2 separate regions of the Homo sapiens genome follow, and region 2 is linked to region 1. A link is a loop called in an ENCODE intact Hi-C map of the cell type or tissue named here. Cell type or tissue: MCF 10A. All regions are shown on one strand. Each heading gives the region's core, and the rest is flanking DNA. Links, peaks and the distances in the headings are about the cores only.

Evidence for each region. Peaks named below come from ENCODE experiments on the same cell type or tissue, not always from the same donor. Only the 100,000 strongest peaks of a DNase experiment are listed, where the experiment ranks them.
Region 2: a loop joins it to region 1, with 6 times the contacts of the local background. A loop is called at or near these places in 2 of 110 quality-filtered maps.

What each region holds. Positions count from the first base shown.
Region 1 is chr7:143,208,637-143,225,054 of GRCh38, reverse strand. TAS2R40 (taste 2 receptor member 40) reads right to left here and starts at 3,018. Exons shown (of 1, transcript NM_176882.2): 1 at 1,976-3,018. The coding sequence starts at 2,976. The coding sequence ends at 2,005. In MCF 10A, for the core only: a CTCF peak has its summit at 9,816; a DNase peak (open chromatin) is centred at 9,814.
Region 2 is chr7:142,900,308-142,911,613 of GRCh38, reverse strand. It overlaps TRPV5 (transient receptor potential cation channel subfamily V member 5), which reads left to right. Exons shown (of 15, transcript NM_019841.7): 14 at 2,018-2,124; 15 at 2,806-3,513. The coding sequence ends at 3,100. Among named protein-coding and RNA genes, the nearest start is that of TRPV6, 20 kb to the right of the region's middle. RefSeq lists a silencer at 9,507-9,707. In MCF 10A, for the core only: a CTCF peak has its summit at 1,912 (motif pointing left); no DNase peak of the experiment used is centred there.

The DNA of each region.
Region 1 (16,418 bases), core at 6,984-11,983:
TTTGTCCAGCAGAGTCGATTATTGTCTTCATTTAGGACTTCTGATTGCTGTCTAAAGCCAGACAACTTGAAGACTAGGTATTCTGGGTCTTTCTGAGTGCTTACTTGGGTTTTACATACAGAAGAAAGAGAATTGGAGAGAATTTTATCTCGTTGAAGGCAGGCCAACATGTGCATCGATAAGGATGTTATCATCCTTGGAGCTTTTGTTAGCTATGTGCTGCCTTAGGCTCTTGCTAGCAATGAGATGATATTTCTTCATAGTAAGTATGGAGTTATCCACTTTGTGGTCTTGACATGGTTCATGTTAATATAATGGCAACTTTAAATCAATTTTCTCTCTAACTCTGTAATGCATCAGAGAACCCTTAGTGGGTACATGACCCTTTTATCAATATATATAACTTGGAAGAAAATGTATATTTCTCTATTCTAGGGACTGGAATAAAACTTCAATATCTAATTTGTCTTACTATAACAAATACCGCCTGAAATAGTCATATAAATAACTATAGCTTAAGAAAACTATCAAAAATGTGTGTTTTATTAATATTTTACTTTTCAGGTAAATAAGTCCCAAGCTGTCTGAGCTATAAAGGAATCTGTGTGTGTGTGTGTGTGTGTGTGTGTGTGTATGCCATGTGTCTGTGTGTATGCCGTGTGTGTGTGTGGTTTTTGCAGTTTATGGATGTAAGGAACTCTCTCTGAAATGTGTGCTTGAGAGCGCTGGAGCTCAGAACTAGACTTTGCTACTGACCTCATATTTTCATTTGGGGGCTACCTAAGCTTGGTATGATCCACAGCATTCTTTTTTCATTTTCCTCAATAATCATGATTTAAAACTTACCTAATAAAAGACAACTTCAGATTCCTAACGTTCAAGCTCTAAGATATCTGGGGAGAGGGTGTCCAATGTTTTGTGAACAGCTCTTTGAGACAATGCTGCTGGAACCATCCTGAACAATGACAATGGAGAATAATGTTTTTCCTCTTCTCCAGCAGCCTGCCCCAAGTAACCCGCTCTTGCCCCACTATTTACTTCAAGGTAACCCAGAACTGGTAAAACCAGAGGCACAGGTGCCGCTAGCATTGCCACAGAGTCAGGAGCTGAGCAAAACAGACGCTTACTTACTCTGGCCTCTTCCTTTTCTCTTTCTGCTTCCTGCCCACTTCACTCTTTTCCCTGCATTCTTTCTTTCCTCTCTGCTCACTTTGTCCCCTCCCATTTGGAGAAATAAAGCATTGAACTGACCCTTCACATATCCATCTGCCGTTCTATAACTCATCTTTATCTGCAAACATCCTCTCTAGACTATTGGTTTTTACCCATCCCCTCCCTTTTGGCATTATCTTCTGGAACTCCTGGGATCAGGATGTCACCCTATCACTCCACTAATGGCACACATGGCATCCTTTTAGTCAAATCCAGAGCCTTTTTCTTCACCCTTTACTTTCCTCGGAACTCTGCAGCACTTGATAATTTCCAGCAGCCTTTCTTTCCTGAATCTTCTTTTTCTGTAGCCACTCTGGTTTCCCTTCTACCCCGTGGACTGAGTGCTGTGCTCTGCTTCACCAGCCCTAACTGTGTGTTAGTTGGGTGTCTTAAGTAGGATGATCATGTAATTCTTCATCCAGACCATGATATTCTTGAGAATTAAAGGATGCTCAATTGACAACAGACAATAAACAGAGATTGTCCCTGGCAAACCGATATGTCTGGCCACCCTCTCCTTAAGGCTCAGGAGGAGAAGAAAGTGGAGAGATCTCAGGGCAGGATATGAATGAACATAGTTCAAGGAGCTTTCAAAGTCCATCTTCAGGTTTCTTAGTTACTTCTGTTTAGAATCTCAAGTTAAAAATTCAGCTTCATATTTATAAAAGGATCACGTTATCTGAGAAGTGTCAGAGCAGGTTTGGGAGAGAAGAGACGGGTGAGGAGAGAGTTCTACCTGAGGCAAAGGCAGAAGTGGTTGGACCAGGTCCCGCAGAACTCCGTGAGTTCCAGTCACAGAGTCTGCCCTTTTAGGTAAAGAGGAACTTGGTGCTGAAACCGCTTCCAGGCTCTTCTCAGCCCAGGGTTGCCCAAGATCAGTTGTACTGAGTGGCCGGCAGGGTAGGCAGCCATGATGATCTTGCACAAAATATTCCAGGAACTGTAAGTGTCAAAGATGTTGGACGTGGAAAGAAATAGAGCAATTGCATTGAAAATGTAGAGGATGAGAAAGTAGCTGGTGGCTTTGATGGCCCCTATGTGAGCCTTCATGCTGGGGTCCCTGGACCCTGTGGCATTGCTTCCCATGTGTAGGGTGTGTCTCTTGAGAGAGAGGATCAGCAGGGTGGCTGCCAGGATGAACATGATCAGAGGAACGAAGATCCCCATGTTATAGAAAAATACCAGGTTGACCATATTGGTCTCAGAGAAGTACTTCTTCTCCGTGGAGTTGGAGGAGGGGATAGGAATGGAGCTATTCACATACACATTGAAGACATCTCTCGAGAGAGGAAAGCTGAAGCTTAAGGAAACCAACACTGACAGCCTGAGAAGCCAAGGCATCAGCACTATGATTTTCCTCTTCATCAGGAAGAACAAAGGATGATTGAAGTTTGCAATTCTAAGACAATAGAAGACTTTGAGCCAGGCAGCAAACCAGAGATTGGAATGGTTCAGAAAGACAGTGATGACTTTGAAGAGGATATACACTGAGTTTTGGTTATAAACAATTCGGAATAGCAGACTGAAAATGTTCTCCAGCATCATCCAAATCTGTAGCAAGAGCCTGGAAAAGCTCAGCATCAACATAATGCGGTCACCAGTGGGGAGTGTTTTGCCCCTGGCCCACTCAGCCCCATAGATGGCCGTGATGAAGCCACTCCCAAGGATGCCAGTGATGCACTCTATTCCGGAGACCACCAAAGTGAAGGTGACCTTGAACTTGGATATGTCTTTATCTGTGGCATCTGTGTTCACCGTTGCCATTCTCTTTGATCCTGACTTTCAGGTTTCTGCGCCAAGAATGGGTAACTGCTCTGCAATCTTCTGACCCTTGCTCAATGTTATAATTTCTGCCGCCCTCATTAATGGTTATTTCCAATTTTTCTCCATTTGTTTATCACATGACTACAAGTTAGAGGCTTCACATGCAAATAATGAGAGGATCTGGTTACTGGGTCTGTCTCAATTTTTCATAAAGATACATTTGTCTTGGGCTTTCAGAAGCTCACTGGAAATAATTTGAGACATGTTTCTAGCTCAACACCTTCTTACCTTATTTACTTTAAGTCCACATTTACCTGATAAGCAATGAATACAAGGCCTTTTTACTTGTCTCACAAGATCTCTGTTACCTGCTAAATTATTTGTAAAAGCTCATACAGCTTTTAAAATCTGTTTTCCCCACTTCTTTTCTTGTCTCTCTTATTTTGGGAGAGAGTTTTATTTTGATAGTTACCATGTTTGTGAATAAGAAATTCCCATAAGCTCATATATGAACATCTTTTACTTAGAATTGAGTTTCTTCCAAAAAGGCCTGCTATTATAATGTCCTCGAATAGTATATAGAAAAGCCAAAATTGGATGCTATTCGAGTTGGAGAGAAGGAAGTCTCCATAGTCCCAGTTTTTATTGTTTGTGTATGTGTCATCAATTTCAGCTTACTGAGATCCCACATGACTATTTGAGCTCAGAATCAGGTAGAATGAGCCTGGGGAGAATTCAGTGTTCTGGACATGGTGTTGAAGTTTGGAAATGTGATAAGGTACTATGACTTGAAATTTAATTTCCTACTTTTTAACCCTGGCTGTGAACCAGAATGAACTCTGGCACTTTACAAGAATATGTAGATGCCCAGGACTCGTCCAAATCTAGGAAATCAGAACTGGACTAGGGCTCAGGCATGCTATCTTTTAAAAAAGCCGAAAGGTCTTGTTGCTCATAGTCAGGATTGAGATCCAAAATCTTAGCTGGAAACCAATGAGCCTTGGGTCAGATTTGGCCTGTAGTCATTTTACCTTGCATTGGTTAATGCTGTACAGCATTAATCCACCAGTGTGTAACTTTTCTTTTTGAGGGGTTCTATTGGCAAACATTTAAACTTAGGAGATTACTTATATGCATGCACAAAAAATCTATCTTCTCTTGAAAAATTAGAAGATTTGGCAGTATTGGGTCTTCATAGTGAACTGGCTGAAGCTGAGTAATGGCTGCCCATTTTAAACAAGGTATATACTTTTCAGTTTGTTGACAATACTAATTCCTAGTGTCTTCTTGACACAGAAGCTGAGTGCCAGTTATCATTTTCCAGTGTGCTTACCCTGTTATTTTTATTTGATTATTTTTCTTTTTGAGACTGGGTCTCACTCTATCACCCAGGCTGGAGTGCAGTGGTGTAATCATGGCTCACTGCAGCCTTGACCTCCATAGCTCAGGTGATCCCCACACTTCAGCCACCTGAGTAGCTGGGACTACAGATGCATGCCAACACACCTGGCTAAGTTTTGTATTTTTTGTAGAGACAGAGTTTCGCCATGTTGGCTAGGCTGATCTTGAATTCTTGGGCTCAAGCAATCCTCCCATCTCAGCCTCCGAAAATACTGGGACTATAGGTGTGAGCTACCATCCTTCACACCTTGGTCCATTATATTTTGGGCCTTGGTCCATTATATTTTTTAATAATATAAATTGATGAATGATAAAAATGGGTTTCCCCACCCCAAATTAATTTTATTTAAAATAAGGAAGTTGGCTGGGCGCAGTGGCTCATGCCCGCAATCCTAGCACTTTGGGAGGCTGAGGAGGAGGATTGCTTGAGCTCAGGGGTTTGAGGTCAGGCTGGGCAACATAGTGAAACCCCTTCTCTACCAAAAATACAAAAAATTATCTGGGCATGGTGGCATGCACCTGTGGTCTCAACTACTCGAGAGGCTGAGGTGGGAGGATCCTTGAGCCTGGGAGGCGGAGGTCTCAGTGAGCTGAGATGGAGCTACTGCACTCCAGCCTGGGTGACAGAGCCAGACCGTGTCTCAAAAATAAATAAATTAATTAAATAAGGAAGTAGAGATTTATTATTTGTATAGAAATAAGCACCAGGCAAAGCAATATATTTCAAAATTAAGAAAGCATTATTTAGGGAAATTAAAACTTATGTCAACACGGAGATTTGTACAAAAATGCTCACAGCAGCTTTATTCATAATAGTCAGAACTGGAAACGAGATTTGTTGGCAGGTTCTGCATCTCCTGTAAGAGACTCATTAACTTTGGTTAGTTCTCTTAATTGAGGACAGTAGTATTTGTCAGCAGCTTTCACGTATTCCAAAGCATCAAACTCACTTTTTGGTTTATTTTGTCCCAACATATGCAAGTTTGTAATAAATGATATCTCCCCAAATTTCTGGCACACAATCGTTGACTTCCATTGTTCTGGTACTGTTTTCTATTGGTCTTCATTCATGTTTTTCTCTGATTTTAAGAGGTGGGAACAGAAGGAGATCTTGGGCAGGGTCTGCCTGCAGCCCCAGAGGCTCAGGCAAGAGGAGCAGGGAGGGGATCAGCCATTGGGGTGTGGGACTATTGCTGAGGCTCAATGCAAGCTGGCAGTCTGGGCTGACAACTCCAAGGCACTCACAGTGCCACATTTATAGCTATGTGGGGCCAATTCATTTTTATTCCATATTTTATCATTTGGAGAGCTAGAATGGAGGCATCATCTCTACTTTAGAGAAGTTCTTTTTTTATTTTTATTTTTGGAGACAGGGTCTTGCTCTGTCACCCAGGCTGCAGTGCAGTGGCACGATCTCAGCTCACTGAAACTTCCCCCTCCCAGGTTCAAGCGATTCTCATGTCTCAGCCTCCCAAGTAGCTGGGATTACAGGTGTGTGCCACCATGCCTGGCTTATTTTTGTATTTTTAGTAGAGACGGGGTTTCACCGTGTTGGTCAGGCTGGCCTTGAACTCCTGGCCTCATGTGATCCACCTGTCTTGCCCTCCCGTAGTGCTGGGATTACAGGCGTGAGCTACTGCACCCGGCCTGCTTTAGAGAAGTTCTCATGGGGGTCTTCAAGGAACAAAAGTTTCAAATTCTTGGCTACGAAGTTTAAAAGCTTTGGTCCAGGCATAGGATAGAACAGATTGGAAGAATACACCTATTCTTCCAATGTTTCCAGGGAAACATTTTTCTTTCACATCTCTCTCCATCACTACCATGTAGACTAGAAAATGCTTTCCCAGTTGGAGAGGAATGAAAGAAGAGGAGGCAGGAAAGAGCTAGAGAAGGTAAGGATCTCTTTTGAAGGGGTCCCACATCTTGGCCCACTGCTCATGGCTGCATGGGGGTGTCAAAGGCAGACAGGCTGCAAGAGGGCCCCTGAGTCCCCTGCAGCCTGTCCACACTTGGGAGAGCTGTTCAACCTTCCTTGTGTTCACAGAAGGAGTTTGGAAATCTGCTAAGGGAGTTATCGGATTCCATGGGGTCTAGTGGCCATATCAAGGAGACTTTACAAGCATGAGATCAAAGTGTGGACACGTGAATTGACATCAACGTAAGGACAGGAATGACCACAGTATAGACTCTACATCCCACCTTCATGCCAAATCTTTGAGTGACTCCCAAGGAGCATAGGTGTCCTTCATGGAAGACAAGAAGGAGAAAGGAGAAGGGATAAACACAACATGTTTCTCCCCCTCCAGTTTCAGTGCCCCATTCTGTGCTTCCCATCCAATTGTAATGTCTTGGGCAGGTTCCAAATGTTCGTCTTCTTTTGGTTATTAATACTCAGTCCAGTTTAATTTCATATTTGGTTTAAGTATTATCTTCTGCCTTTCCCCAAGCACAGTTTCAGCTGACACCCCATCTGCTAGGACTGGGAGGAGACAAGGTGGACCCTGAGACACCCGTCTCTCCCTCTTCAGTTTTTGGCTAGTGTATGAGAGAGAGGACAGGCAGAAGAGTCTCTTTATTTCCCTGGCTGCTGTTGTAAATGCACTCTTTTGTGCTGCTGCTGCTCCCCTGGCCAACACCATCTGGCCCTCCATGACTTCCGGGTGCCAGATATCCATATGTTGGCTGTCTTGTGAGGATCTCATGTGAGTCTTGAGGAGGCTCTGCAGCAACTCTTCACTCTGCTGCCCATAACTCCCATAGGCCCCCCTTCTTCCTCCCTAATCTTTCTATATGTGCAGACTCAGGTGGAGGGCTGCTGCTGGGATCCTGGCCATTTGCAGGTACTGCTGCCTCTTATTAAGCTTTGCAGGTAGATATTTGGCCTCAATTGTTGGCTGCTTTCTTTAGATCTGTTTTTCTCAACCCTGTCCACATTCTAGAATTACCCTTATGACTGGAAGGGCTTTTGCAAAGCACCTATACATATGTCCCACCCTCGAAGATTATGAATAATTGTTCTGGAGAACAGCTAAGCATTGGCATTTTCAAAACTCCCCACTGTGATTCTTATATGAAGCAGGACAGGGTTGAGAATCACTGCCCTTTGGGGGGACTTACCCTTATGGTTTTTAGTATGAGCTCCAGGGTTACTTGGGGCAACAGGAAAAGTGGCCCTCAATATCTTTGTAGAAGTGACCGAATGACTTCCTGAAGAAGACTAAGAGGACATATCGTTTATCAGGTGGTAGGAGACCAAATTCAGAGATTGAATTAGGAAAATAATTATAACATTTTGCAGAACTGGGTTTTTGGTGGTGTGAAGTCACATCTACCCAATAGTATTAGAAAAGTAGCATATTTCTTGTAGTCATATCTTTATTAAAAGTAGGAAAAGGAAGATAGACTGAGGGGGTCATATGTTCCTCCTGTGTTCCTCATAGAACCCTCCTGTGTGCATATTTGGCAAAAGATGTAATTTAAGAAAACAGTGTAGGTGCCATTATGAAACAAACCACTGGAAGAAGAAAGAAGAGGGCCATGGAAGAGACATGTGATCAAAACCTAAGGAGCTGAAGAGAGAATTGTAATGTCAACAAGGTTTGTCTTGGTTGTTTAAGAAATAAGAAGTCATAAATAAAAAATCTGCCTGGGACATCAAATTCTTCACAGATAGCAAGTTGTAAAAGAGAATCTACTGAATGTAGCGGAAATTGTGTGTCCTGAAAAGATACAAGCACGTGCAAATGTAAATGTAACTAGAAATACTGTTGCTCAATGCAATGGAAATGTGACTAAGAAATGAAAAGAAAAATCATGTGAAAAAATTTTTAAATGGTGGCATTTGCTATTGCAGTTGGTGAAGATACATATTTAGTAATATTTAGATGTAGTAATGAGCTCTATTAACCACCATGGGGGTTAAGAATTTTTATATGACTGAAAAATATTTTGGACAGTGTGCTCATGACAGACACAACCTTAGGAAATGATTAAGAAAATAATTTTTTTGTGTGTATAGAGGAAACTTTCAAACAATTTAATGCAGAAGACTTGTGTGCCTATAGGATGATATTCCTGGGATGAGCAGTGTTTATATCAGACTTGCAATAAAACTTAAACTCTAGGTGGCAAGTTATATAAAGACACAGGCTTTACATCTACTTGCTTGCATTATTTAGCAGGAATTGCTTTCTGCGAGAAGCTAAAAATTGAAGATGTCCCGAACACAGCGTTCATACTGTGAGCTGGATCTCCTTGTAGGGCTTCAGGCACAGAGTGTTGGATGCACTGTGTGATGAATTGGACACGTAGCATGGCAGTCTGCTCATGACACAGAGGGTGGGTGGCTTAGTCATGGCTGAAAGCAAAGCAGCATTGTTGAACAGTTAAGAGAAATGAACTTATTCACATCATTGGAGGGAAAAAAGCTTTGCTTATGTTAAGCAGCGAAGATTGTTATCATATAATTGACCTTTGGGGTAGACAAACACTTTGAATATTTCCCCGCAAAGGCATCCACAAAGCAGTTATAAAATGTAGAATAGAGTCTGCTGCCAAGGGTGTTAAAAAAAGAAAAAAAAATGTTTTAGGAAGGCATATCTGGCATCGTTACTAAGTCCTCTTTTCTGTGGTTGGAATTAGTTTCTAGAAATACAACTGATGGCCTGAAACCTGTGATAAAAATTGTGATACACTGAAAACTGATTCCTCAAAATGGCTTATTGATTTCAGACTTTGTGAAGATAACCTCCCATTGTTCAATGCACCTTGTCAATTCCTACTTATAGTGTGAAAAATGACTCATGGTGTGATATAGGATTGGACATTTTGTACAGTGACACTGGAATGCCAGGCTTCTACAAATATCTTCACAGTTGTGCAAAGACTCATATTTTAAAATATCTACGTTTTTGAACAGCTCTCTCCCAGTATTAAACTAATTAGGACTAATTATCACTTCTAGTTAATGGGTCCCAGTCAAGGCTGAATTCTGTTTTCATTATACAACTTAACACAGGTTTAACAAGGACATATTGGTACTGAAGAAAAAGTGAGCAAATTGTAAAATAAAATACTAGAAATGAAATATTTATATTTTATCTTTTTTTCAATTCTGAATTTAAGATACAATCTTCAATATCACATATATATTCATACACATACACATTATCTGGTATGGTTGCAGTCTTAGTTTAGAAAAATAAACACAGTGATTATTTTCCTGACAGTTGGTTTGTTTTGTCATACGGCTGCCATGTTCGCCCGTACACCTTGACGTCTCTGGCTTCTGCAGACCCTGGAGTTTTGAATGAGCTCTTCCAGGCCTAGGTCTTACTTAGGAATGGATTATGTGTTAGCAGTAAAGCTTATTAACAGTTTTCACCACAAGATGGAGCCTTATGAATGCCTCTCGGAAAAGGGAGCAATTCCTTAATTCGCCCACTAGTGGGCAGGCATGCTCTTTCTAAATAGGAAACTTCTGGGGAAACCTTTCAAAACCTATTTGAGACAATTGACTGAGAGTTTTACCTCCTCTCTTCTAAGGAGGTCTCTGATTCTTTGTACTTATGATCAGTTATTTCAGACAGTTTTCAAGAGAAAATTTATATTGTCTCTTAATCAAGCCTCTTTAAAAAAAAATATATTTTAGTGAAAGGGTCTTGCTATGTGGCCCAAGCTGGAGTGCAGTGGCTATTCACAGATGCATTCACGGTGCATCACTACAGCATCGAACTCTTGGCCTCAAGTGATCCTCTGGCCTCAGTTTCCTGAGGAGCTGAGATTATAGGCATGTGCCACTCTCCCCAACCACATATACTTTTAATTAACAGATTGGTCAGTATATTTTTGCAAGATAAATTGCAAATGAAAACTATAGTCCTTAAGTAGACTAACTTTAATTGATTACAGATGCTATTTCTAAAGAATCCAAAACATGCTGGGCGAAGTGGCTTACTCTTGGAACCCCAGAGTAATTTCAAGGCAGGAGAGGAGGCCAAGACAGGAGGATTCCTTGAGGCCAGGAGTTTGAGACCAGCTGGGCATCATAGTGAGACCTCATCTGTTAAAAAAAAACATTAGCCAGATATGATGGTGAATATCTATAGTCCCAGCTACTTGTGAGACTGAGGTGGGAGGATTGCTTGAGGTGGGAGGTTGAGGCTACAGTGAGCTGTGATCACGCCACTGCACTCCAGCCTGGGCAACAGAGGGAAACCCTGTCTCAAAAACAAAAACAAAAACAATCCAAAACATTAGAATGATATAATGCTACTGCTGCCAGTGACCTGCAAGATGGCTTAGCACAGGAGCTCCCCATATAGGGGTGAGTAAACGAAGTCCTTCAGAAGTGAGGGGAATTGACCAAAGCCATACACCTACTGAGGTATTATTGGACTATCAAGCAGAGGGTCTCAGAAAGTCCCTTCACACTTGCATTTGGATTTTCATTAAAATTCTCTGCTGGATTTTTTTTTCTGCCAATGAGGTAATTTCTTGCCTAATTAGGTTCTTCTCATCCAACCCAGGAAATGGCTATAAAATCTCATTTAGGCAATGTTCAACAATCTTTTTGCCCTAAATGAAGTAATTACCTGCGCTTGGGTATAGACACATACAGTGGCCATTAATTTTCAACAAAACTGGAGCCCTTTTTATTCATTCAACAAATATTTATTAAGTGCCCACGATGTCCCTGGGGATAAATAGTAGATAAGACAGGTTCCTGTCTTAAGAAGATGTACATTTGAATTTGTATGTGTGTTTGCAGGGGGTAGGAGGAAGGGGAGATATATGGTTTGGCTGTGTCCTCACCCAAATCTCATCTTGAATTCCCATGAGTTGTGGAAGGGACCTGGTGGGAGATAATCGAATCATGGGGGGAGGTCTTCCCTGTGCTGTTCTCCTGTTAGTGAATAAGTCTCACAAGATCTGATCATTTTATAAAGAGGAGTTCCCCTGCATGAGCGCTCTCTCTTTGCCTGCCACCATCCATGTAAGACGTGACTTGCTCCGCCTTGCCTTCCTCCATGATTGTGAGGCCTCCCCAGCCATGTGGAACTTTAAGTCCATTAAACCTCTTTTTCTTCCCAGTCTTGGGTATGTCTTTATCAGCAACATGAAAACAGACTAATACAGGGAGTAAGGGAGTTTGGGAAGGGTAGACAATAAACAAATAAATAATATAATTTCAGATGGTGATAAGTGTCATAAAGACAATAAGGTATTGATTTTCACAAGGGTGCCAAAACTATCTGGAGGAAGGAAAACTCTTAAAAAATGGTAGTGAAACAACTGAATATCCACATGCAAAAGAATGAAGTTAGACCTCCATCTTACACCATATACAAAAAGTAACTCAAAATGGATCAAAGATGTAAATATAAGAGAACATAAGTGTAAATCTTTGTGACCTTGGATTAGGCCATGGTTTCTCAGATATGAGACCTAAAGTACAAGCAATGAAAGAAAAGTAAATATAATAAATTGGGCTTCATAAAAATTCAAAAGTTTTGTGCTTCAAAGGGCCCTATCAAGAAACTGAAAGACAACCCACATTCTGGGAGAAAATATTTGCAAAATCATATATCTGATAAGGGCCTAGTATTCAGAATATATAAAGAACTCTTACAAGCAAACAGTAAAAGAAAACTCAATTAAAAAAATGGGCAAAGGGAATGCTGCTAAGAGATGCCAAGAAGAATCTGAACTGACAGGCCTGGCTGGGTTCTTCCTTTCAGTCTATGAGCATTTGATCTTACTCTTTTTGTCCAATCATGTTTCCATACTTTGCTGAACCATGTTAATGTTTATAAACATGGGCAGTTTCCCCTGGATCTCTGAGTCTTCATTCTGAAGACGGCTGTGTCACATGAGCTGTGATAAAATAACTTTGTTATGCTCTTCTATTTGAAAAATAATGGAAGCAATGGACACTGAGACTCCAAAAGCAGGGAGGGGGAAGGGAGGCAAGGGTTGAAAAACTATCTATTGTGTGTTCACTATTTGGGTGATGAGTTCACTAGAAGCCTAAACCCTAACATTATGCAATATACCTATGTACCAAACCTGCATATGGACCCCTCTGAATTTATAATTTAAAAAAGTGACTGTTCCCTTCTTCTGCCTCTGAATAAACTTCTACCATAATGTTCCCCTCCCCCGCAGAATGGGCAAAGGGCCAGGCATGGTGGCTGACGCCTGTAATTCCTAGTATTGTGGGAGGCTGAGGCGGGAAGATTGCTTGAGCCCAAGAGTGCGAGACCAGCCAACATAACAAAACCCCATCTCTACTAGAAATGAAAAAAAAAGAAAAATAGCCGGGTGCAGTGGCACATGCCTGTAGTCCCAGCTACTCAAGAGGCTGAGGTGGGAGAGTCACACTTGAGTCTGGGAAGTCAAGGCTGCAGTGAGCCGTGATTGCACTACTGCACTCCAACCCGGGTGACAGTGAGACCCTGTCTCAAAAAAAAAAAATGGGCAAAGGATTTGAATAGATATCTTTTCAAAGAAGATATTCAAATGGCCAATAAGCACATGAAAAAAATGCTCAGCATCATTAGTCATTAGGGAAACACAAATCAAAAACACAAGGAGATACCATTTCTTACCCACTAGGATGGCAAAAATAAGGAAGATGATGACAAGTGTTGACAAGGCTATGGAGAAACTGGAACCCTCATACACCACTGGTGGGAACACAAAATGGTTCAGTCACTTTGGAAAACAGTTCCTCAAAAAGTTAATGAGAAAGTAGGGAGAGGGAATAGAGAGAAAGTGGGCATAGGGTAGTGATGGGATTATTTTAAGAGAAGGTTTCAGTAAGAAGGTAACATCTGAGTGGAGTATTTGTTGAAATAATGACTGGAGAAAGCACATAAACTTTGCTCTGCTCCCAGTTTTCTCTTCTTTTGTTTGTAAATAGCCTTTCTTTGATACATAAACATTAGATTGTATCCTTCCCTACTCCAGTTCTACAAATTTTTGTAAAAGTCACTCTCAGGAAATAAAAGTCATCATTCTTTGATGACAATGTTGGCCTACAGTGCTTCCTGGCAGAATTAGTTAATAAGCAGCTGTCTAAGTCCCAATAATTCCGTACATATCTTTATCTTTTTTTTTTTTTTTTGAGATGGAATCTCGCTCTGTCGCCCAGACTAGAGTGCAGTGGCACTACCTCAGCTCACTGCAACCTCTGCCTCCTGGGTTCAAGCGATCCTCCTGCCTCAGCCTCCTGAGTAGCTAGGACTATAGGCACATGCCACCACGCCCAGCTAATTTTTGTAATTTTAGTAGAGATGGGGCTTCACCATGTTGGCCAGGCTGGTCTGGAACTCCTGACCTCAGGTGATCCACCCACCTCAGCCTCCCAAAATGTTGGGATTACAGGCATGAGCCATCGTGCTCGGCCAGGAAAGCACTTTAATTGGAAGTCAAAGAGTTGCTTGCTTGCGATCAGGGTATTCCAACCTTGACAGTATTAACATTTTAGACCAGATAGTTTTTTGTTGTTGTTGTGGAGGCTTTCTGTGCATTGTAACATGTTTAGCAGCATCTCTGGGCTCTACTCACTGGATACTGGTGGCATATTCTCAGTCATGATGATCTTAGATATCTCAAGACATTAACCAATGATGCCGTGGGGGCAAACATTGTCCTTGGTTGAGAAACACTGCTTTAGAAAAAGATGCATTGTCAAGAATCCTGCTACGGAGGTCTGGAAAACCTACAATGTGTCCCATAAGGAAGTCAGTGTATTCGTTTCCTGGGGTTGCTGTCATAAGGTACCACACATTTAGCAGCATGAAACAACACGGGTATATTGCCTTACAGTTCTGGAGGGAGGTCAGAGGTCCAGCAAAGATTCCACTGTGCTACCGTCAAAGTGCTGGCAGGGCTGTGTTCCTTCTGGAAGTGCTCCAGATAATCCCTTTCCTTGCCCTTTCCAGCTTTTCCAGACGGCCCTCATTCCTTGGCTGACAGTTCCCAGCCAGCAATGGCATCACTTTGATCTCTGATTCCATTGTCACTCACTTCTCTGACTCTCACCCTCCTGCCTAAGGACCCTTTGGATTAAACTGGGCCTATCTGGCCAGGTGTGGTGACCCATGCCTGTAATCTCAGCACTTTGGGAGGTCAAGGTGGGTGGATCACTTGAGGCCAGGAGTTCGAGACCCGCCTGGGCAATGTGGTGAAACCCTGTCTATAAAAAAAAAAAAAAAAATTAGCCACACGTGGTGGCTGGTCCCCATGGTCCCAACTACTTGAGGTGGGAGGATCACCTGAGCTCCAGAGGCATAGGTTGCAATAAGCCAAGATCAAGGCAGTGCACTCTAGCCTGGGTGACAGAGTGACACTCTGTCTCAATAAAATAAATAAATAGGGCCCATATGGATAATCCAGGATCCTCTCTCCATTGCAAGGTTCTGAACTTAATCACACCTGCTAAGTCCCTTTGGCCACGTAAGGTAACATTCACACGTGCCACAGATTAGAAGATGGACATTTTGGGGAGCATTATTCTGCCCATCAGTGACAGGGGAGTGGGGGCAGGGAAGTGCTGAGTAGAGAAGGGCAGGGTCCCTGACAAGGGCTCCACCCTCGGGCTTGTGCCCACGGACGCAAATGAGAACAAGCATTTCTGTTTTTGCGCCCCAAAAGTTGCCTTTTGGCCCACCACGCCCCCCATCCTGTACCCGTGTAAGCCCAAGACCTTAAGCGGACACAGACACAAGTGGCTGGACGTTGAGAGGAGCAGAGGGGCACAAGAGCACACTGACAGACACCAGCAGACACCGGCACGCCATCTAGGGCAGGACGACGTGGCATTCGGTTGGGGGCAGTCGGAGGAGAGTCTGTCCGCTGGGCAGCCCGACTCCAAGGAAGACTACCTTCCCACTCCATCCCCTTCTGGTTCCTCATCCACCTCACTGAGAACAACCTCCACCACTCAATAAAACCTTGCACCCATCCTCCAAGCCCACGTGATTCGATTTTCCCAGTACCCTGGGACAAGAACTCAGGATACAGACAGCCCTCTGTCCTTGCAATAAGTCAAGGGATCTAATTGAGCCGCTTGACACCAGCTGCCTGCAGACGGCAAAGCTCAAAGAGTAAACTGTAGCACACGCCCACTGGGGCTTCTTTGGGAACTGTAAACACTCAGCCCTAGATGCTGCTGTGGGGTTGGAGCCCAAAAAAGCTCCCCAAGACCTGCTTATCTGCATGTTCCGGCTAGGGGTTTGAGCAGCGGGGCACCAAAGAATCGAGCCACACCCCTGTGGCATAATCTGCAAAGGGAATAAGGGAATTTTTCCCGCTTCATTAGTATTTGGGCATATGTCAACCAGAGGGCATTGAGTAGCCACATTGCACCGGAACTAGTTAAGTAATTACCTAAACTTTTTCCTCTTCCCTCCCTTCCTGCCTCCAGAAACTGGCAGCAGTTGAGCAAGCAGGGAAAGGAAGGTGAGGAAAAGAGATTTTATCGGATCCATTCTCATTGCTGGAACTGGGGTAAAGCTCTGTGGCCCAGGCCTTGCTGGAGAGAGGGAGAGCACCTTAAAATGAGATGGGAGATAACAGTTTTGATTGTAATAGGACTGAACCTTTTTTTAATCTTTTACCTAAAAATAATGTTGTTTTGATTTCTGACATGTCTAGACCTGAAAGGTTGCTCTTAAACGCAGAAGAAAGCTGTTAAACAGTAAAACCAAAGGCAGTGATGGAAAGAGAAAAAGTTATCCTTCGTGGTGCTTTGTAGAATCTGGTTCTTTGAATAAACCTGGAACCAGATGATTTTAGGGGAGGGGATTTCAAAATTCTATGAAGCCACCTCATGGACTGTGAAGGTCTTCCTAGAGAGGGTGAGATTGCTGGGAGTTGTGCCAGTCGGTACCAGGAGACTGAGAGGTGGTGCCTTGGGAAGCCCACGGTTTTTTTTTCTTTTCCTAGGACCACCGGATGTTTTTCTGTTACCTAGATGTTTGGGGAAGGCAGCAGAGGAAGGAGATAAGAGAGAAGTGTGAGAGAAAAGTGGAAAG
Region 2 (11,306 bases), core at 24-5,023, 310 kb after region 1:
TCACAAAAAGCTGTAAAATTACAGCAGCAAAAGTGCTATAGAGAATGTAAGGTGCTAAGAGGAGGATACAACAGAGGAATCGGACTGGGAAGTGAAGACATGCTTTCCTGAGGGAGCAACATTTAAGATGAGAACCCAAAGGTGAGCAAGAACTAGGTAGTTAAAAGGAAGGAGGGAAAAGGATGAAGGTCAAGGTTAGTAGCAATTAGGACTCTTGGCTACAGGGACAGAAAACCAAACTCAAACAGACTTGCAGATTTTTAAACAGGGGGAAGAGGATGTGTTAGTCCTCATAAATGGGAAGTTTAGAGAATTAAACTAACTTTAGAGGTATCTGGCCAGAATGCAGATCCACATCTTATACATTACATCCATTCCTCTGTTCGGCTCTCTTTTGACCTCTCTTCTAAGGCAAGCTCTCCCATCGTGTTTGTGAGATCATTTCTAGAAGCTCCAAACTCCAAAAAGAATGAGGATGTGCAATGCAACACGCAGCTCCGAGGGCCCCACTCACGTTGTATTCTGTGAGGCTCCTGGTGCCAGGCAAAACTGCAGGCTTTAAAAGAACATCTTTCCCCCTGCCAATTCCTTCCATGTTCCATCTCATGGGAACACATTCGGGTCATAGGCACATCGTTGAATCTAAGGAAAGACCAAGGACTAGATAGTGGAGGTGTTGGTGATGGTGGTGGAGGGGAGGTTTGGGGGAAAATAGATTAATTAAGCACAACTGTGTGAAGCCCAGTCCACTCAAACCAATGCACTAAAAGTGATGAGGGAGCAATTCCCTAAATGAAAAATGGGTGCTGTTACCCGAGGAAGGACGGGGCTGCATGATGGCTCAGGAGGAACAATAAACATTTCTTTCAAGGCAAAGAAGAACAGCTATCCAGGGTAAGAGCACAGAATGACTGGAAGTCCTGAGCTAGGAGGGAACTTGGTGCAATTAAGAAACTGAAAGAAGTGTGGAGTAATGAGGAAGATAGGGAGTAGAAAAACATGAGGTGAAGAATTTGCTATTTTGAAGATTGCACTCCTTCAATTAGGAAGCCTTCCTGGTTCTGATCTATTCTGATTGCACCCTTTTGTCCATGCTCTAATAGATCATGGTTTCTTTGAAACTAGAATAGTCCCCAGTATGATTAGGGCAATGCGGTACAAAGCGGGACTATGCCTTTCCTTACTTGGACATAATGCTAAGGGTACCTAAAGCTGAGTCAGGTCTTTTAGCAAATATACAAATGGCCCTTATTAAGCTTGTGATCAGCTAGCACTCCCACACCTTTGTTCTATGACTCACTTATCTAAGCTTCCTAAATGTAAATATAGGACCTTAGATTTGGTTTACTTAAATTTCTTGTTAATGATTTTACACCAGCATTCCAATCTAGCGAGATAATTTTATATTGCTTCTGTTGCCCCACATATTACATATCCCTCCCAGTTTTGTGTCACAGGCATATTTGATAAGCTTGTTTCCCATGTTTCATCTAAGTAATTAATGAGGGCTGAGCAAAGGACAGAACGTGTGGTGGACTTGCTACCAGAAATTTCCCTGCCAACTTGCAGTCATTAATCAACCCTTTTCCTTCCTAAGATGTGGATATTTAATTTGCTGAAAATTCCCTGAACAGTAACAGTATCAATTCATCCCCAAGATCGTAGAGATTCTCTTTAATCATTTTATTTAAATCGAGATAATTGGTCTGTGGCTTTTATATGAAAAAGAAGTTGAGATTAGTTTGGAGTGACTCATTCTCCATGAGTGAATAGTAATGTAAGGGCAACTATTTTATTCAAAACACTCACAAAAAATCCTCTCTCATTTCTTGATGAGTGAAGCTGGTTGCATGGTGCCTGGCACAGGCTGTGGGGTGAATAGGTGGCTGTTCTCACCACTGACCTCTAGTGTCCTATCTCACAGATTGCCTTTGGTTCCCTTTATCAGTGGCCTCAGTGCCTCTTTGAACCTCATGGCTCTTTCAGAGTTCTTCCTGTATCTCCTGCCTCCTTCCAGGTCGTGGCCACCACAGTGATGCTGGAGCGGAAGCTGCCTCGCTGCCTGTGGCCTCGCTCCGGGATCTGTGGGTGCGAATTCGGGCTGGGGGACCGCTGGTTCCTGCGGTGAGTGATGGTGTGCACATGCAAAACTGCAGATGTGTATAAGGCCACGGAAGCAAGGGTGACCGACAGGCGTCCTGGAGCCTACATTAGCCTGTCTAGGGGAGGGGGCTGGAGCTGAAGTGGAGGGGTACGAAGAATGCTGTGTGTACCTCAGGGCAGCCACGTGTAAAAGGTTGTGTGCATGTGTCCATGCTCAGACGTCAGCATGGGTTACCAGACTTGCTGTAACCTTGTTCTGAGCTGACCTTCATCTCCAGTGTACTTTTGGCTTGGATCTAACTTCCTCCTTCATATTCTGCCCTCATCTCCCGGCGTGACTCTCCTCTCTCCTCAAATTTACTTCCTGAATTGCATCTCGTCATCCTTGTGACACGCTTATCTATTAGTTGGCTCTGTTTTCTCTTTCACATTCCTACGTATTAGTAACACACAAACACACACACACCTGTGTGCGTCCTACCACCCTGCAAGCCCTGATTGCTCAGCCTCCATTATCTCTATCCCAGGTTAGCCTGCCCTCCATCACCTCCCTTCACTTGATCCCAGATACTCTTCCTGTTTCAACTCTGCTGCCTTATTTCTGCTTCCCTCTTGACCCTGCTTTCTAAATGGTCACCTCTACTTCTCCCCTGCCCATGTCTCCCCACCTGGATTGAGTCCTTTCCCCTTTCCCCTTATCAGGGTTGAGAACCACAATGATCAGAATCCTCTGCGAGTGCTTCGCTATGTGGAAGTGTTCAAGAACTCAGACAAGGAGGATGACCAGGAGCATCCATCTGAGAAACAGCCCTCTGGGGCTGAGAGTGGGACTCTAGCCAGAGCCTCTTTGGCTCTTCCAACTTCCTCCCTGTCCCGGACCGCGTCCCAGAGCAGCAGTCACCGAGGCTGGGAGATCCTTCGTCAAAACACCCTGGGGCACTTGAATCTTGGACTGAACCTTAGTGAGGGGGATGGAGAGGAGGTCTACCATTTTTGATTAACATCGCTATCACTCTTGACCTTACTCCCGGTTGGCCTGGGGGCGGGGACAGAGACGGAGACCTCTGCCTATGCAAGTGTCTAACTTCTGTGCCTGTTAATCATGGGAGGGTGAGACAGAACAATCCCTAAAGGGTCATGCCTCACACTTCACATCAGAATTTCTGGCAATGGGCAATGGTCATCGATTGTCTCACGTATTTTCTGGGCTCTTGCAAGTCACCCATCTCAGGAAAAAGGAGGTTGGCAACTAAAGACATGAGGCAGGGATGCTAGATTAATGTCAGGACCATTTCTCTTCTGCCCCACGCAGCCCCTAGAAAGTAGTAAGCTGTGAGGCTTTTCTGGCTCCCCAGGGCTTACGTGGGAAGAGCCAGGCATGGCATAGAGGTTGTGGCCCTTCTTTTTTTCCCAGCCTCCTGTAGGTCTCTCTCTCCACTTAGCAAGCAAACACCAACTGCAATAAAAAAGTCTCCTTATTCTTGCCTTCTTTAATTTTTTACTGTGGCACAATACATGTCACATAAAATTTACCATATTATCCATTTTCAGATGTGCCATTCAGTGGCATTAAGTACATTCACATTGTTGTGTAACCATCACCATTATTCATTTATGGAACTTTTTCATCATTCGGAACTGAAACTCTAATCCCCATTGAACAATAACTCTCCAGCTATCTCTCTGCCCTGGTCCCTGATAACCAATATTCTGCTTTCTGTCTATGAATTTAACTATTCTAGGTATCTTATGTAAGTGGGATTCTGCAATCTTAGTCCAAAATTTGACACAGTTTGTTTATTTATTCATCTACCAATGGACATTTGAGTTTTTTCTACCTTTTGGCCGTTGTGAATAATGCTGCTATCAATATGGTATACAAATATCTGTTCTAGTTTCTATTTTCAGATACTTTGGGCATACACCTAAAAATGGAATTGCTAGACAATTCTTATGTTTAGTTTTATGAGGAACTGCCATACTGGTTTTCACAATAGCTTTCACCATTTTACATTCCCTTCTAATGGGTGTGAAGTGGCTTCACATTGTAGTTTTGATTTGCCTTTCCCTAATGACTAATGATACTGAGCACGTTTTTATACACCTATTTATTGGATGTTTATATACCTTCTTTGGAGAAATGTCTTTTCAGTTTATTTGTCCATTTTCGAATTAGGTTTTTGTTGTTGTTGAATTGCCTTATCTTTGCTTTTTGAGGCTCACAGTCTGAAGTGTTTGCATCCTGGTGTGTTTTTAAGAATGTATGGTAAATTAGGCCTATATTTGAATGGCCTAATCATTTCTTTTCCAGGACCCTCCTGCTCTGTCCCTAGCAGCTAATCATCCTTGTGCCTGGAGGCAACAGGCTCCTGCTTGTTCTCCTGACATAGCCATCCTCCATTCCCATCTCCCTTTGCCCCACACTGAGTTGTGAAAGGAACAGCAACAATAGAGGAAGGGTCATCCCTCTCCAGGAGGGAAATTAGGAATCATGTGTCCAGGGCACCCATTATAGGTGCTCATGGTCAGCCTCTCTTGTGTCTCCAGCACTATACTTCTAATCCCAGCCCCATCATCACCCTTAGCAAAAAGCCATGTCAGCTTTTCAAAGGACTGTGGTCTGGGATAACAAAGAAGTAAGTGGTATTTGTGAAACCACAGACAGTTAATTCAGATACACCAGCCCAGGGCTGAGTGCCCAGCAGTGAGGGATTGCACAATGTGTATACACACGCCCGCACACACTGGGACACAGTGGTGGCAGGGTATGTAAAACTGCTCAGTCACCATCATTCTTCTTTATTCTCTTCATAGTAGAAGCACTTTAAAATTCTGCTTCTGTAGTCCTTTTTTTTTTTTCTTGAGACAGGGTCTTGCTCTGTTGCCCATGCTGAAGTACAGTGGTGTGATCACTGCTTACTGCAGCTTCGACCTCCTGGGCTCAAGTAATCTTCCCCCATCAGCCTCCCAAGTAGGTGGCACTACAGGTGTGCACCACCACACCCAGCTAATTTTTGTATTTTTTTTAGAGATGGGGTTTTGCCATGTTGCCCATGGCTAGTCTTGAACTCCTGGTCTCAAGCAATCCACCTGCCTCGACCTCCCACAGTGCTGGGATTACAGCATGAGCCACTGCACTAGCCCTGTAATCTTTTTAATACTTGCTTAACTTGTCTATAAACTTATATGTCTTTTGATTTGAGCCCTTGGCCTGCCCCCAGGTATTGTCCTTTGTCCTGGCTTGTGCACCTGGTATGTAATTAAAATTGCTTACTGCCTAGGTTTTTCACTAAAATAAGAATTACTAAGAGTTAACATTATAAATTAATGAATGTAATTAAAACTACTAGGTACATACAATGTGTATTAAACAGGTAGGCTGTGTTTTTTTTTGGAGAACAAATGTTAAAATAAGTCATGGGAGTGTGGTTCTTTTTTAAGAGAAAGTGTTTTTTTCTAGTTTAGAGGATTTTAAGGACTGTTTCAAGTTAACAGAAACGACAAAACTGAAGGTTTAAGCAAGTCGTAGAAGGTTTGTGGAAGATTGATCTTGTAAAAGGAATTTTGTGTGTGATCAAGTTTGGCTAAAATTTTAAGGGGATTATTTAGATATTATACAAATTGAACATTCATATAAATAGCACATTGATGCAGGGTCAGAATCTGAGCACCTGTGTGAGGCAGGATTTTCTTGGAATATTGATGTGTTCTTTAACACAAATTTGTAAAGTTTATAAAAGCCTCATGGAAATCTTACCTTACAATCAAACTAATTAAAATTTGGTAGATTTGCTTATAAGATTCTATTAAAGCTTTAGAATTAACAATACAGTAATACAAAAATAAAATTTGGTTTTCTCTTTTAAATAAGATTTTTGTATAATATTAAGAGATAGTAAAAGATTTTCATTTGCCCTTTGAATAAACTGCCAAAAAAATTAAAGAAGAAGGAGAGGAGAGACAGATTCAGTTGGCTTCACACTGTCTCTATTAGGTCCTATTTTTTAGAAAACTGAGGTCTTCTTTATCAAGGAGTAAAGATTTCTGCTTTTTTTTAAAATTGGTGAGTTATCACTTTAGCTAAATGATTATAATGACCTGTAATCTCATTTTGCGATATCAAGTGCTTTAAACTTTTAATGTTGGACTAACTTTCCAAGATTAAATTCTAAATGCAGTCTTTTAACCTCAAACTGACTTTTAAATGTCCAACAGAGGCATATTTGGCTTATTTGATATGTTAAAATCATACAGGAGGCATTGCCAAGTATAAAATGGTGTGTAACTTTCTTTGAAATATATTTATATAAATGTGCTATTGTTATGTGTTCCAAAATTGTATAATATTCTTATAATTTTAATATGTCTTGGTATATGTGATCAGTAATAATTATAATTATGGTAAATTATTGTGTGCCACAGAAATAACCAGATTTCCTTGTCAATTATATCTTTGACTGTGGATATCTTTTGTCATTCACAATTATTATTTTACTTTGTTCCTTTTCAAAAAGTTGCTTATAATCAGTTATAGGACTCTGATGGTGTATTAGTTCATTCCCATGCTGCTATGAAGAGATACTTGAGACTGGGTAAATTATAAAGAAAAGTTTAATTGATTCACAGTTCTGCATGACTGGGGAAGCCTCAGGAAACTTAGAATCACTGGAGAATCACCTCTTCACAGGGTGCCAGGAGAGAGAATAAGTGCCAAGCAAAGTGGGTAGCCCCATATAAAACCATCTGTTGCCCATGCTAGAGTACAGTGGGCAACTCACTGAATGAGTGAGTTCTCATTAGAACTCACTAGCATGAGAACAACATGGGGGGAACTGCCCCCCATGATTCAATTACCTTTCACTGGGTCCCTCCCACCACATGTGGGGATTATGGGATTACAATTCAAGATGAGATTTGGGTGGGGACACAAAGCCAAACTGTATCAGATGGATACTTTTAAATGCAGGTTTCTGACAGCTTTGGAGATTGTGCCATTAAAATAGAGGAAAAAAATCTTCCAGGACACTCCTGGAGATCTGATGTATTCATGAGGATTGTTGACCCAATATCAAATAGAACAGAGGTTAATTGCATGAACTGAGCTAATAGAAGACTAAAATAATTTTTTGTGTGATCTTTTTGTCTGAAACATTGGTGATTCTTTTCATTTTTTGGGTTGTTTACAGCTTTTAACAATTGAGTAAAATATGCTCTTGTGAGCAAAATTTAAAGCATATTTCTTTCTCTCTACCTGATTTCTCCAGAATTTGAAAACTATTTTTGAGTATTCTTAATTTATAACAATATAGTTATTTGTATGAGCTCAATAAGAATCTGCTTTCTTTTGTAACAGGACACAATTGGAGACTATTATTTTACTAAAGCTTTGACTAGAATGAAATATTTTAAGCTATAAACAAAACAACAAACTGTTTTAAGGAATTGCCATTGACTTATAGAGCCAATAAAAGATCCTTAAAAAAACTGGCCTTGTACCTTGCCTACACAATTCTTTTACAGGGTTCCCAACCTGTGATAAGTAAAGAACGTTACTTTCTGGCAGGCCCGGGAACCCCAAGTTATCTTGGGATTAAGAAGAGAGGCATTCGCCCAGTTCATACAGATATCTGCAGGCACAAATAAATTCTTGACTGGGCTTGGGGCCTTTAAAAAGTCTAAACTAAGATTCCTTAAATAAAAAAGTTTCCAGCAAAGTCAATTTTAAAAAAGCCTAAATAGAAAATAATTATTCTTGCTGCACTTTATACAAAGAATCAGGTGAAGTATAATACAACTAAAGCTTTTCTACAAATAAATTAGTCCTACTATGATTTGTCTTTGATAAAAATGGAGGACTGAGATAAAAATTATGTTTTTTTTTTTTTTTAAAAAAACATATAAAACACCTCTTCTTAGACCCCACCTTATCAATTGTTTCTCAGTTTCATTCTTTGTTAAAATGCATTTGGACTGAATCCTAAGTCCTTTCCTGGCTACAAGTCTCCAAACTACTGTTCATTTTTTTTTTCCTTTTTCTTTCATTTTTTCCCTTTTTTTTCTCATTTGGAATCTAGAAATTAAAACTAGAAATTTTAATTTAAAATTAAATTAAAATTAAAACTGTGCTTTTCTTAAAGTTCTGCCAAGTGAAACTTGAAACTTAAACTTTGGGAAAAGTAACAGCAAATTATTTATATATATAAACCACTTTTGTGCCTGCCTACTCATTCATGGACTTCAGAGCAATATAGCCTAAATCAGTTTTCCAGGATTACTTTCCCCTTTTGTTGTCATGATCTTTCCTCCTTTTCTACTGGTTTTCTTTCTCTCTTCTTTCCCCTATTTTTCTCTGTGGAACATGAAACTTCACAACCTGCTAAGAATGATCCTTTCTAAAATGAGGGACCTAACCCTCTAGAAATAAACTGTCCTAGTGACAAGGGATCAGACCAAACCTGAGATCAGACACTCACTTTCTTCTACAATGCTTTCCCTGAAAGATTTGGAAGAACAGGGTGGGAGGATGTGAAAGGAAAATAACATCTTGGGACCTCAAACTCACTATGTGAAAGGGAAAAGTTAAGTTTGGAAACTGAGTCAAACTTTTGGAAGTTGCCTTTCTTCCAAAAAGTTTGGAAACTGCCTGTCTTTTTGTTCCTAAACAGATAGCCTCAAGACAGAAGGCCACATTAGCTCCCCAGATGGCCTCCTTCACCCTGACATTATAAATTAACAGTTTATCTTCACGGGTACAGGAGAAGAGAAGAATAGAAATCGTCCCTCCTCCTACCCTGGGATGAAGGCATATTTGACTTCTTCCTCTAATTTACTTTGTCTTATGTAAAGTGCAGATTTACTGAGCATGACACAAATACATAAATGACTGTTCCTCTGTCCCCTGCTTCTCACATGCAACATGTGGATTCAGTGAGCACTAATCAAAGCCTCAAAAGAATGTAACCACTTGTCTACTCTCCGCCACTTTTCTTTAACTTTTCTCCTTCCCCTCCTGGCCACTTAACCCCTTTAAATATTGAAGCCTTCAAAACCCACTTTGGAAAAAGTGCAGGCCTCAGATCTTACTGTGGCCTGTGTCTCTTTTTCCTGTGTCCTCAACCTTGCAAAATAAACCTGTAAATTGATCGAGACTTGTCTCAGACATCTTTTTCTCAGTTTACAACTTCCACTCCTGTGCAAAGCTAAACTCCCATCTGTGTTCTAGATCCATTCCTCACTCTGTCTTTTCACACCCTGTGTCCATCACTGTCTCCTCTGACCCCTCTCACGTGTGTATCTTCAACTTCTCCTTCTCTGGTAGCTCTGTCAGCAAATAAGCATGCTCTATTCTTTTGCATTTTCGAAGAAACTGCAAACTCCCTCCCTCAACCCCACCTCTTCTTTCAGCTACTCCCTGTTCAGGGCCAAACTTCTTAAGAGTAAATCCCATTGTCTACTGGCCTCCCACTGACACCTCAACCCATTGTGATTTGACCCTGCCTTCTCCGTGATACTGATACCTGTAGTTAAATCCACTGAACAGTCTTAGTTTTGCTTGAACACTCGGTAGCATTCAGATTACGGTTAATTGTGCGCCACTTCTCAACACGTCTTGTGCCACATATCGCAGCTGTCCTGGCTGCTTCTCCTCCACTGACCCCTTAAAGATTTTCAGTCCACAGGCTGTTTTCCTTACCACCTGGGTAGTCCTGCCTAATTCAATAGATTACCATGCACAAGCTCAGAATCCCTAGCTCCTTATCGTCACCTTAGATCTGTCTCCGGAGCTCCAGGCATGAACGGCTTGGACGCCTATTGATTGGACCGCTCTACCTGGATGTTTTACAAACACCTCAAACTCAACATGTCCCAAACTGAACAGCTTTTCTTCCTCACCAAACCTGCTCCTCCACCAGTGTTTCCAACCAAGTATGTGGTAGCACAACAAAGTTGCCTAAGCCAGGATCCTAGGCGTCCCATCCTCCACACCTCTATCTCAACTCTCATATCCAGTTGATCTCACGTCTTGTGGATAGTCTAGTCCCTAAATTTCTCCTTTGAAAAATAACTAATTTTGATTAGATAACACATCACAAGGTACAAAACCCAAACAGCACACAAGATATCTAGGAAAGTAAGCTCTCTTATCTCTGTCTCAGCCTCTTGCTTGTTATTCTCAGGGACATTCACTAATGAAAGTTTATTATTTATCCTTCCAAAAATACTCTAGACATTTCCAAGTATATGTATGTATATGTTTATCTTAAAATACATATAATAGCTTAGTAGATTAGAAAAGGAGTTGTTGCTTTTGTCACTTAGGATATTTTAAAGTGTCTCATTCTGCACATGATTTTACCATGATGTATTATTTTTATTCCTGGGTAGTGCTATATTCTCCTTCCCCCTGGCTTTCATAATTTCTGGACCTTTCTACCCCTCTGCCTCCATTTCCTCTTTCATTGCTGTGCCTTTTTTTTTTTTTTTTTTTTTGAGAAGGAGTCTTGCTCTGTCGCCCGGGCTGGAGTGCAGTGGCATGATCTCTGCTCACTGCAATCTCCACCTCCTGGGTTCATGCCATTCTCCTGCCTCAGCCTCCCCAGCAGCTGGGACTACAGGCGCCCGCCACCACGCCCGGCTAATTTTTTGTATTTTTCGTAGAGATGGGGTTTCACCGTGTTAGCCAGGATGGTCTCGATCTCCTGACCTCGTGATCCACCCGCCTCAGCCTCCCAAAGTGCTGGGATTACAGGTGTGAGCCACCTCGCCCGGCCCATCGCTGTAACTTTTATTCATCCTATTGGTCTCAGCTTAAAGATTATACATTTAGGGTGGGTGAATGTGCACATGTGTGGTAAGAGAGGGGGCTCCCTGACTCACTCCTAGACTAGGTTAGAGACTACCTGCTTTATGTTGCTAGACCACCTATATTTTCTTTTTATTACACACACTGGACTTTATTGCACTTGTTTGTTTAAATGACTATGAGCTCCACAAACGTAAAGATGATGTCCATCTTATTCACCCTTGTATTCCCAGTACCTGGCATAATTCCTAGTACAATGTATTGTGAAATGAATATTTATTAACTGAATCTATGAATGATTGACCTATTTTTATTCTGACTTTTCTTACTGGCCACACATATTTCCACTTTTTTTCTACCTGTCAAAGGTGGTAAAAAAAATAGCTGCCTTTTGAGTGAG